Regions from separate parts of the Homo sapiens genome. Here region 2 is linked to region 1. A link is a loop called in an ENCODE intact Hi-C map of the cell type or tissue named here. Cell type or tissue: PC-3. All regions are shown on one strand. Links, peaks and the distances in the headings refer to the core of each region. The heading gives the core; the rest is flanking DNA.

What was found. A loop is a pair of places that touch in the nucleus more often than their neighbours do. Peaks named below come from ENCODE experiments on the same cell type or tissue, not always from the same donor. Only the 100,000 strongest peaks of a DNase experiment are listed, where the experiment ranks them.
Region 2: a loop joins it to region 1, with 3 times the contacts of the local background. A loop is called at or near these places in 1 of 110 quality-filtered maps.

The regions. Positions count from the first base shown.
Region 1 is chr5:89,032,677-89,038,062 of GRCh38, reverse strand. All of the region lies in intron 3 of MEF2C-AS1 (MEF2C antisense RNA 1), which reads right to left. Among named protein-coding and RNA genes, the nearest start is that of MEF2C-AS1, 150 kb to the right of the region's middle. In PC-3, for the core only: no CTCF peak of the experiment used is centred there; DNase peaks (open chromatin) are centred at 762, 1,632 and 3,252; H3K4me3 peaks cover 469 bases; H3K27ac peaks cover 3,645 bases.
Region 2 is chr5:88,961,694-88,967,079 of GRCh38, reverse strand. MEF2C-AS1 (MEF2C antisense RNA 1) reads right to left here. Exons shown (of 10, transcript NR_136219.1): 3 at 1,165-1,239. Among named protein-coding and RNA genes, the nearest start is that of MEF2C-AS1, 81 kb to the right of the region's middle. In PC-3, for the core only: no CTCF peak of the experiment used is centred there; a DNase peak (open chromatin) is centred at 2,089; H3K4me3 peaks cover 420 bases; H3K27ac peaks cover 2,535 bases.

The DNA of each region.
Region 1 (5,386 bases), core at 306-5,305:
TTATCTTTCCATTTTGTTTACAATGTGTACAAAATGGCACCATGGCAGTTAAGCCAGAAGCAAAGACACAGGGCTGAAGCCAGATCTAGTTTCAAGGACAGGTAACTCAAAAGACCTCTTGGAGCAAGGGCAGAGGGAAAAGGGACTGTCCCTATAATCATTGACACTGCAAGTTTATTTATTTATTCATTCATTCATTCATTGAGGGACCATTATACATGAAGCTCTGAACTAAAAGCCATTTCAGCCAGGTGCAGTGGCTCATTCCTACAATCCAAACACTTTGGGAAGCTGAGGTGGGAGGATCACTTGAGCCCAGGAGTTTGAGACCAGCTTGGGCAACAAAGTGAGATCCTGTCTCTACAAATAATGATAATAGTAGCCATTTTAAAATTATGAGTAACGTACATATCCTCCAGACACTTACGCTTGACCCAGCAGAAAAGACATGCATATATTAAAATGAAGGAATACAGTGAGAAATGGCAGAGGCCATAAATAGCAAATGTCCCTGCCTTGTATCTAGCCAGTAATAGTCTTGGATATGCTGCTTTCTGGAATGTCATCAGTAAGATATCAGAGGGAAATTCACAAGTTAGGTGAAGGGACGTATGATCTGGGAGACAGGAATAACCACTCACCTAAGTGCTGAATCACAGCGATTCCCCAAAGCTAGACAAAAGGGAAGAACAAATAAGAAGGAGCTGTTTGCAGAAGGACTGGCCCTGACTGGGGCTCCCTTCTCATGGCACAAATATGTTGATTATGTATCTCCAACCAGGCTGAGGGAAAGACGTTTAGAACATTTCCTTAGACAATGGTCCAATTGAGAGGTCACTTCCTGCCACTTTCCATCCCCTGAGGGGGAATCCCATACTGGCTCCCGGTACACAGTGATGGCTGTTGAAAGCCAGGGTTCCGAACAAATGCCTGCTTGCCAGAGTCATAGGCTTCTAACTTTGAGGGTAAGAGATGAATTACACATGAGTATTCATGCTAAAATGTCCACTCAAATATAATGCAATCTGTACAGTTTTTCCATTCACATCGTTGCAAAGTAACTGTCAGTGTTTTCCTATGCTTCGTTTACTCTATATTTTTTCATATCATCTGAAAAACAGAAATTCATTGCTCCCAAATGAGCAACATTTTGAACTCAACCCTGACCCTCACATGTAAAAATCTGTGCCGTTGAAAAGAAACATAAAGTGTTTTGTTGTTTTGTTCTGTCTCTTCCCCTGAAAGCCATCCAAGGGCAGAATCCTGTTGCCTGCATTCACAATGAAGATGACATGGAAAGAACATGGTATTTTAGACAGAGCTTTCAAAAAAATCCATATAAGGGCAAAAAGAAACATTTGATGCTGAATTCTTTCCTAATTTAAGACATTGAGTCCAGTTTTAATTTTTTATTTTTTCGAATAAAGGAATAAGAATTTTAAGGCAAAATGCTCCTGGGATTTCTTGTGTGAGCTGAAAGAAGTGATGAGCAAACATTGTCCAAATCACTGAAGGAATTCCAGACAACCTAAATGTCCCCTTTGTGTGCGTGGTCAGCACCAGCCTGCACAAAAGATCTTGTCCTCTCTGGCACCCTCGTCTTCATCACTTGCGTCTCGGCATAACTCCATACTCTAGAATTTTAAACATATTTGTGTGTTGTTTTGCAACTGCTGCCAAGTTACTTCATAAGAACATTGCATAACCTGATATGATGCTTATCATAGCAGATGATCCGCACTAGAATCACCTGAGGTTTCATTAAAATGCAGATTTCTGGCTGGGTGCAATGGCTCATGCCTGAGATGCCACTACTTTAGTAGGCCAAGGCAGGACGACTGCCTGAGCCCAGGAGTTCAAGACCAGCCTGGGCAATATAACAAGACTTTGTCTCCATACACACACACAAAAATTCTTCAAAAATCAGCTGGGTGCAGTGGCAGGCACCCCTTTAGTTATAGCTACCAAGGAGGCTGAAGTGGGAGGATCGCTTGAGTCCAGGAGTTTGAGGTTGTAATGAGCCACAATCATGCCACTGCACTCCAGCTTGGGCAACAGAGAGAGACCTCAACTCAATTAAAAAAAAAATCCACCCAATGTAGAGTATCTATTTAAGGGGCCTGGGTATCTGCCCTCTAAGAAGACAATCCTGGGGTTTGCAACCACTTTGTAAAGAATGCTGGACTTTGAACTCTAATCTTAGTTCCACCATTAAACGTTCACTGTGGACTTTCAGTCAGTCATTTAAGTTCTGTGCCTCAGTTTTTTCAACTGTTACATAGGGTTATTGTGAGGTAATATATGGAGAAGTACTCATATATATAAAAAAATCATGTATGCACCTGTGAATTCCTTAGTGAGATGATAAACTATGAGACCCAGGAATCTCTTTAGAGTATTTTCCTATTGGCAATGTCATATTTGTAGCTAGATTTCTGTAAATAGCTGATTAATAAACTATATAGCATATTACAAGTGTTAGAAGCATTTGCACCCTGATACCTTGAGAAATTCAATTAGCCCTCAGGAGTCCAGACCAGTATAGGATTTACCTTGGCACCTTTAACACTAACCAGGGTCTTCCCTGGGACTTGCAGTTTAATTAATTATCAGAGTTGTCTCACAAAGTTCATAAGGTGGACATGTAAGGCCTCTTTGCCAATTTATATAACTGCCAACGGAAAAACAACTCATGAAGCCTGATAAGTCAAGTTGCCCTACCCAACAGAAGATTAGAGTAAAAAGTTTTGTTTTTAATTTTAAAAAGTTTTATTCAGGACAGTCTTAATCAGTTTGGGCTGCTATAACAAAAGTATCATAGACTGGGTGGCTTAAACAACAAAAATTTATTTCTCAGTTCTGTAGGCTGGGAAGTTTGAGATCAGCATGCCAGCTGATTCAGCTCCTGGTGAGGGCCCTCTTTGTGATTTTCCTTGCTGTATCCTCACATAGCAGAGAGAGAGGACTCTGGTCCTTTCCTCTTCTTATAAGAGCACTAATCCCATTATAGGGCCCCCCTCATAATCTCACGGAATTTTAAGTACCTCCCAAAGACTTCACCTCCAAATGCCATCACACTGGGGGCATGAATGGGGAGAGGACACAAACAGTCCATAGCAAGGACATTCTTTTATGCTTTCTCATGTCAAATATTTGAGAACTATATGATATCCCTATTTCACAAACAAATAAACTGAATCATAGGGAAGTTAAGTGGCTTGTGATATGTCTGTCTCCAGGAGATGGAAAGACCTGCCAAAGGGTGGAGCTGACTGCATGGGCCTGCAGGGTACCCAGAGAGTGCTGAGGCTGTCAGCTGATGGTCACCACGGTGACTCATTTCTGCTCTGTTCCAGGGCTGACCAACTCTCTTTTTCTGAATGACATATTTATTTCTTTAAATATGTTGTTTTAATTCTGATTTAGGTCAATTGTATTGGCTCTGAAGACGTCTTGTGAAGTCAGTGTTACCTCAAGTTCATTTTATATGGTAAAAGGATGAACTCTTTTTTACATGAATAGTTACACATTTATGATCATGGTTATTAGGAAAATATATATAACCAGTATGTCAAATCCTAATTTCAAAAATAGTATTACAAACATGAGGTTAATAACTTAAAATGATGAATTCATATAAAGTTAATTTAGTGAAAAACATTAAATAATTGTTTAGGTATTACAGAGATATCAACAATTTGTGGAAAAAGTTTACCAATAACAGAAGCTTGGGCTGGGCGTGGTGGCTCACACCTGGAATTGCAGCACTTTGGGAGGCCAAGGCAGGCAGATCACTTGAGGTCAGGAGTTTGAGACCAGCCTGTCCAACATTGTGAAACCCCGTCTCTCCTAAACATACAAAAATTATCCAGGCATGGTGGCGCATGCCTGTAATCTCAGCTACTCAGAGGCTGAGGTAGCAGAATTGCTTGAACCTGGAAGGCAGAGGTTGCAGTGAGGCAAGCTTGCACCACTGCACTCCAGCCTGGGTGACCAGAGTGAGATTCTGTCTCAAAAAAAAAAAAAAAAAGAGAGAGAGAGAAAAGAAAATAACAGAAGCTTGGGAAAGATGGCTTTAAATTGACTTTGTATACCTTTCTCTATTCCACTATGAGTTGACTTTTTAGTTAACTTTGAGAAAAGAATATGCATTTATTTTGAAGTTCTTCAGGGAGTGCCTCAAGGTAGCTTCTTTGAGCCAACAACATATATGACCTCATCTGATTTTAAAATGCTGATTATATGACCCTAAATCACACAAAATATAAAGATAGTAGTAATAGCTCCTTTTATTGACTATTAGCATGAATTTACACACTGTTCTAGTCATTTCATGCATACTATTGTTCATTATCAGAAGAACTCCTGTAAGACAGGTATCGTTATCCCCAATTTACAGGTGTGGAAACTGAGACTGTAAAAATGGAAAACTCCCTACAGCCCCATAACTTACTACATGTCAGTGCAAAAAACCTAAGCAAAGCTGTCACTTCCTTAAGCCCTTGTTCTTTTTCCAATACAAGTTACCTCTCTATATTAAATTTCCTAAAATATATTGCAAAAGTATTTTTAAATGCCTTACATAGTAAAGTTTTGGTGAGTATACTGTACTTGTTGAAAATCCAGAGGCTGTGGGGTGTGTGTGTGTGTGTGTATGTGTACTGAATTGATTCCGTTTTTAACTGGGTCATCTTTGGAGTGGTCTTGTCAACCAACGGTCAATACCTATCCCCAATCAGGGTCAATCAGATTTTCTTTCTTAGAAATCTAAGCTGAAGACTACTTGGCTAAAGAAAAGAGAGAACATGTAAATGTGGATGCTGTGAGAAAGTAGATGGAATGAAGGATGAAGAAGCAGAGAGAATACTGAAGCAGAGGTACACCTAGAAGCAGAGAGGGGAGAGAGAGAGAGAGACAGAGAGAGAGAGAGAGAGAGAAAGAGAGAGAGAGAGAGAGAGATCCCATCCAGATTCCTAGATGCAGTCCCTCATGAGGCCCAGTTGTTCCATCTCCTACCCTGGTGCTCTGTGTGGTATACTTATAATAAATTCTTATGCTTTAATTAAGCTAATCTGACATGAGTCCCTGTTACAACCAAACAGTGTTAATACAGTTGCAACATTGGAAAGAAATGTCTCCTTAAAAATGCTTTCCAATAAATAACCATGAACACTTCAGTTTCAGGTGATCATCTACTGGTAGTGACTGTATGACAGATCATTTCAGTTAGTTCTAAAAGTCAAATGCAGTCCACTTGACTACACTGTAATAAGTACACATAATACACAGATAAATGACTAAGATTCTTTGATGGGTTTGATTAAATTGCCTATATTTGCACCACAAAGACATTCAAATGAGAAAATGATACATACACCCCCTAAAA
Region 2 (5,386 bases), core at 75-5,074, 71 kb after region 1:
CATCATGGTCCAACAGAGTAATAAAGAGTACACGTTTAAGAGATTTTTTGTCTTGCTATGGTAATTTACTGCATGTCAGGTATGATAGTAGGCAACAAGTGTGAAGAAACAAGTGTGAGGAAGACCACACCCTCGTTATAAGAAATTCACAGACTAGAAGAAAGACTAATGCATTAAAAATGTCCACCACTGGGCTAGTAAAGGCCCCTGTCAGGTGACACCTAGACTGCTACTACCAACTATGCTTATTGCCTCCAGACTCACCCCCTCTCATCCACCTTCTACACTGATTACTAAACTAAAACTAATATGACCATGGCACCTGCTTGCATTGAACGTGCTGCTGGCTTCTAGTAAACTTCAATACTAATTTCTAATATTTTAACCTGATAATCTGCTCTCTGCCTACTTCTCCATCCTTCCTTCTAAATATTCTCCCCTTGTTAACTTCATACTCCAGTACCTCAAACTATATCACATTTTTCCCCACCTCCTGAGCCCTTGCCCATGCTTTCCTTTCTCTCTGGCACCCTTCCTATCTCATCTGCCTGCAAAACTCTCGTCCATTCTTTGAAATCCTGCTAAGTTATTCGCTAAGATATTCATCTCTTCTGTAAGGTCTTTCTTGCCCATCCCTGTTTAGTGAACCACTCACATGCTTATTTATATAAATTCCATTTTCAGCCGTACTTCTATAATGGCGCATATGACATTGGTCTAAAATTACTTACTTTGAATCTTGTCTCTAACACCACACTCTGAGCACCTGGTACTGTGACTGGAACATTGTGGACAATGAACAAATGAAATAACTGAACCAACTCAAATTTGGATCAGTCGTATAATGATATGTACTGACCTTGATTAGGGGCCAGCACAGTGGCTTTATTGCCTAATGAACTAGACTTTTCTTAGGACTCAAATGCAAAGTTGTTAAAAGGCCCTTCTAATTAACTCAAAAACAGATAAGGCAGTTTGAAGGAGAGCTGGCTGTGAATTTGGCTCCGAGTTTATGTACTAGAATCTGAGGGGTCCTGAGAGGTTCAAAGCGTCCAAGTCCTATAAGGAATTGCGGATTGGAAGACAAAATTAGCTAACACTACTGAGAAGACAAACAAGAAATCCCTGCAGCATGGCCGACAATCATCTGCACTTTGTTTATACCTTAGGATCCGTTTTTTTCACATGGCTTCCATGTTCTTCTGTCTTCCCCCAAAGGCATATTCATGTTTAGAGAACCTGTAATAAAAATATTAGATAAACAATAACAAGGACTGCTTTTCATTTACTGGAAATTCACACAATTTATATAAATATATAAACATCCAGGAAGAATATTAACCAAATACTTTCCCCACTGAAATGAAATTACTTTCTTACTTGATTTTTTTTTTTTTTCTGAGACAGGGTCTTGCTTTATCACCCAGACTGGAGTGCAGTGGCGCGATCTCTGGTCATTGCAACCTTTGCCTCCCAGACTACAGGTGCATGCCAGCACGCCCAGCTAATTTTTGTATTTGTAGTAGAGATGGGGTTTCACCATGTTGCCCAGGCTGGTCTCGAACTCCTGAGTTCAAGCAATTCACCTGCCTTGGCCTCCCAAAGTGCTGGGATAACAGGCCTGAGCCACCGCACCCAGCCTCAAACTTGATCATTTTTTTAAAAGCAAAAACTTAGACTATTTTCAGAATTTTTATTATTCCTAAATATAATTGAATGGAAAATATTTAAATTAATTTCTCCTTAGCACCACAATCACATCTTGATTCTTATATCCTAGTAATTAATGGTTCTTCACCTCCACCACTGTCACTACCACTAGTAGTTGGACACTCTTAGGATCTTCTTATCTATCCCAGAGATCAATTTTAGTTGGTTTATGTACACTAGACTCTCAGTTTTCAAGGCTTACATACACAACAAGAAATCTAGTCCAACTGGATATACTTTGTGATCTTGATTCTACATGCACCAAGAGACAAACTACTGAACAGCCCATTCCAAGCCAAGTCGTATGGTTTCTGACCATCCATTCACTCATTCAGCAAATATTTATTTAGTGAGCTTCTACTGAGGGTCAAGCACTGAACTACACATTGTAAACACTTAGATACAAAGAGCACCCATTGCATTCAGAGATGTCCCTGGTGAATTCACAATTACAAATCCCCAAGGTAAATGCTATGTTAAAAGATGCTGGAGGATGAGAGGGCTCCAGGGAAGATTCCCAAGGAAACTTCACAGAAAAGGTCATGCTGAAATAAGTTTTCAAAGATGAGTAACTGGCCAAATAATAGAGAAGGGAATTCCAAGCAGCAGGAACCACAGATGCTACAGCATGAAAGCATGGGCCTGAAGGTGCTTTTAGAAAACTCCAGGCTTTAGATGCAGTTGGAGCCTTGGTGTACACAGGGGTAAAGAGAGAAATGAAGCTGGACTAAAAGACAGGCCCTGATGGTCAACAGCCTCTTACGCCATGTCTAGATTTTTACGCTAAAATTGATCGAGAGCCACTTTAGACATTTCAGCGAGTGGCTTCATCAGATTGGTGTTTCAGAAAAATCATTCTGGCCAAAGTGTAAATGACTCAGGGGAGCCAGAGGGTTACTACAGTAATTCAGGTGAGATAGGGAATACTAAAAAATGAATCTGTTGAGGAGAGAATATGATGAGGTCAGTGTTGGGGTAACCTGGGATAGCTGCTAGAAAATTGACTAGAGCACACTTCTTGGTTTATATGGTATACAGTTTACCCTTGCAGCCCTCAAAACAGCATGCATTTCAGTCTGGGCCACACACTCTCACTGCACGGTCTGCAGACGTAGTAAACTAGTCAACAGCACTCACTGTAAGCTGCTGCTAACTCTAGACTTGTAGTTTTGTAGTTTTGAAATTGTTGGCTATACTTGAATTTTCCACATTGCAAAATTTGCTTTTTGAATTTTACTCATTTTGATTTAGCCTTGAATCACAGCAAAACAAAACAAAAACAAACAAACAAACAAAAAACCAACTGTGTTCTAGTTGTCTTGCTTACTGGGAAATCTGGTGGAAGAAAGAAAAAAAGCCAGAGAAATCCTTCCCCTTGACTATGTTTATTGGCCAGCGCTCCACAGGGCATACCAAGAAGGTAAGAACAGGAGGAGTGGGTGTCAATCTTCTCTTCTAGGGGTGCCCAAGAGTGGAGGACTGTGGTCCTTGGTGTTTTGGTTCAGTCTGTTAACATATAGAAAATTAATAGGAAGCCACACAGCTTTGAAAAGTATGTTACAAAGTCCTTTGCTATAATTTCTTATAGGAAAATTATTTTGATAAGTGAATTTTTGGATTATTCATGTTTCTCTAATAATTATTCCATTTCATATGTCAAGGAGTTACTATACATGTGTGTGTCTGGAAATAAGGGAAAAGATCTAAGCTAGAGATATTCAATTACAACTCAATTTAAAAAAAAAAGTAACGGACTTTTTTTCTTATTTTATTTTTTACTTTAAGTTCTAGGGTACATGTGCACAACATGCAGGTTTGTTACATATGTATACATGTGCCATGTTGGTTTGCTGCACCCATTAACTCATCATTTACATTAGGTATTTCTCCTAATGCTATCCCTCTCCCCTCCCCCCTCCCCCCACCTCAAGACAGGCCCCGGTGTGTGATGTTCCCCACCCTGTGTCCAAGTTTTCTCATGGTTCAATTCCCACCTATGAGTGAGAACATGCGGTGTTTGGTTTTCTGTCCTTGTGATAGTTTGCTCAGGATGATGGTTTCTAGCTTCATGCATGTCCCTACAAAGGACATGAACTCACAGTAAAGGACATTTTTTATCCCATACTCTTTTTGCATGTGAAAGAAGAATTGTCTCTAACTCTATCTTAAAGGTGAACGACCAAAATAAATATATGGATGTGAGTATCAAATATTCCACATAATACGCTTTAATAACTAAACAAGTATTTGGTTTTTTTTTTAATTTAGTGATCAAAAGCCAGACTCAGTCTGACACATTTTCTGATGTGAACGGATATAAAAAGTTCAGCAATTCATACACTTTATAAATTTCATTATGTTTAAAATATGATTAACTCCAAAACTTTGATCTCCAACCAAAAGAAAATACTTCATGGAATCTTGAATTAACAGGCAACATTAAAGTGATAAGATTTTATAAGTCTAAGATTCTATTCAGAATAGTAAAAAATAAACTAATGAAACTATGTGAACTACTAGCTCATTAAAATTTTTAACTTATAAACATGTAGTATGCAAAAATTAAAGGTTATTTTTGATGATTTCAATTGGTACACTAAGAAAATGCTGAGTTATTGAGTATTATTCTATGTTCATAAAACCCCAAAGTGTAAATACATTTTATATCTTCATAAAAACACCTTATATAAAAGACCAATATGAAGTAACACAAGAAATCAGCACATTTTCTACCTCTTGATAGCAGTGACTAGAAATAGAATTCTTGAAAAAAAATAAATAAAATAAAACTAGCTTCTTAGTTAGCAACTTTGGAGTTTTCCGGTATGTTATGTGGTTGGACTACTGCTGGAGTGTCTGGGTTGGGTTGACCACCCATCTAGCGCTCAATCCACATGCCCAGTTTTGTGGGTGTCTTTCTGCTCTTATGTTTTTAAAGTCATATTTGATTTTTCACTGACCTCCTGTTATGATGACCTTTGAAGCAAAAACATTACTATTCTCCCCATGAGCTATGTGTGATGTTGTAAATGTGATTTAAGTATTGGGCAGAGGGTTAAAAAAAAAAATCCATGTAGGAAACCAAACAAATTTTGGGGAAAATGCAAAAATTTAAACCTCTGAGAATTTCCCAGGAGCCACACACTATTTCCACAGTTTGAAAAGAATGTAGTAAGAAGTTTTACAAAATGGAGACTATTGAAAATGAGTAACAGAAAGAAAAGGGAAATGTAATTCATTTGTTGAACAAAATAAAAGACAGTGTTTTGAAAACTACATTTAATAATGCCTAGACGTACTCCAAGTGGTACCACATGGCTTCTTAGGGCAACTAGGGTTTGGTCTCGCCTTAATGATGACATGTGGAATATTAAAGTCAGGAAAAGGCTCAGAAGCCATGTAGGACTTCTTTGTTGTTGCTGTTGTTGTTGTTTGAGACAGTCTCACTCTGTCATCCAGGCTGGAGTGCAGTGGTGCGATCTTGGCTCACTACAACCTCTGCCTCCCGGGTTCAAGCAATTCTCTTGCCTCAACCTCCTGAGTAGCTAGGATTACCAGTGTGAGCCACCACACCTGGCTAATTTTTCTATTTTTGTAGAGAGGGGGTTTCACCTGTTGGCCAGGGCTGGTCTCGAACTCCTGACCTCAAGTGATCTACCCACCTCGGCTTCCCAAA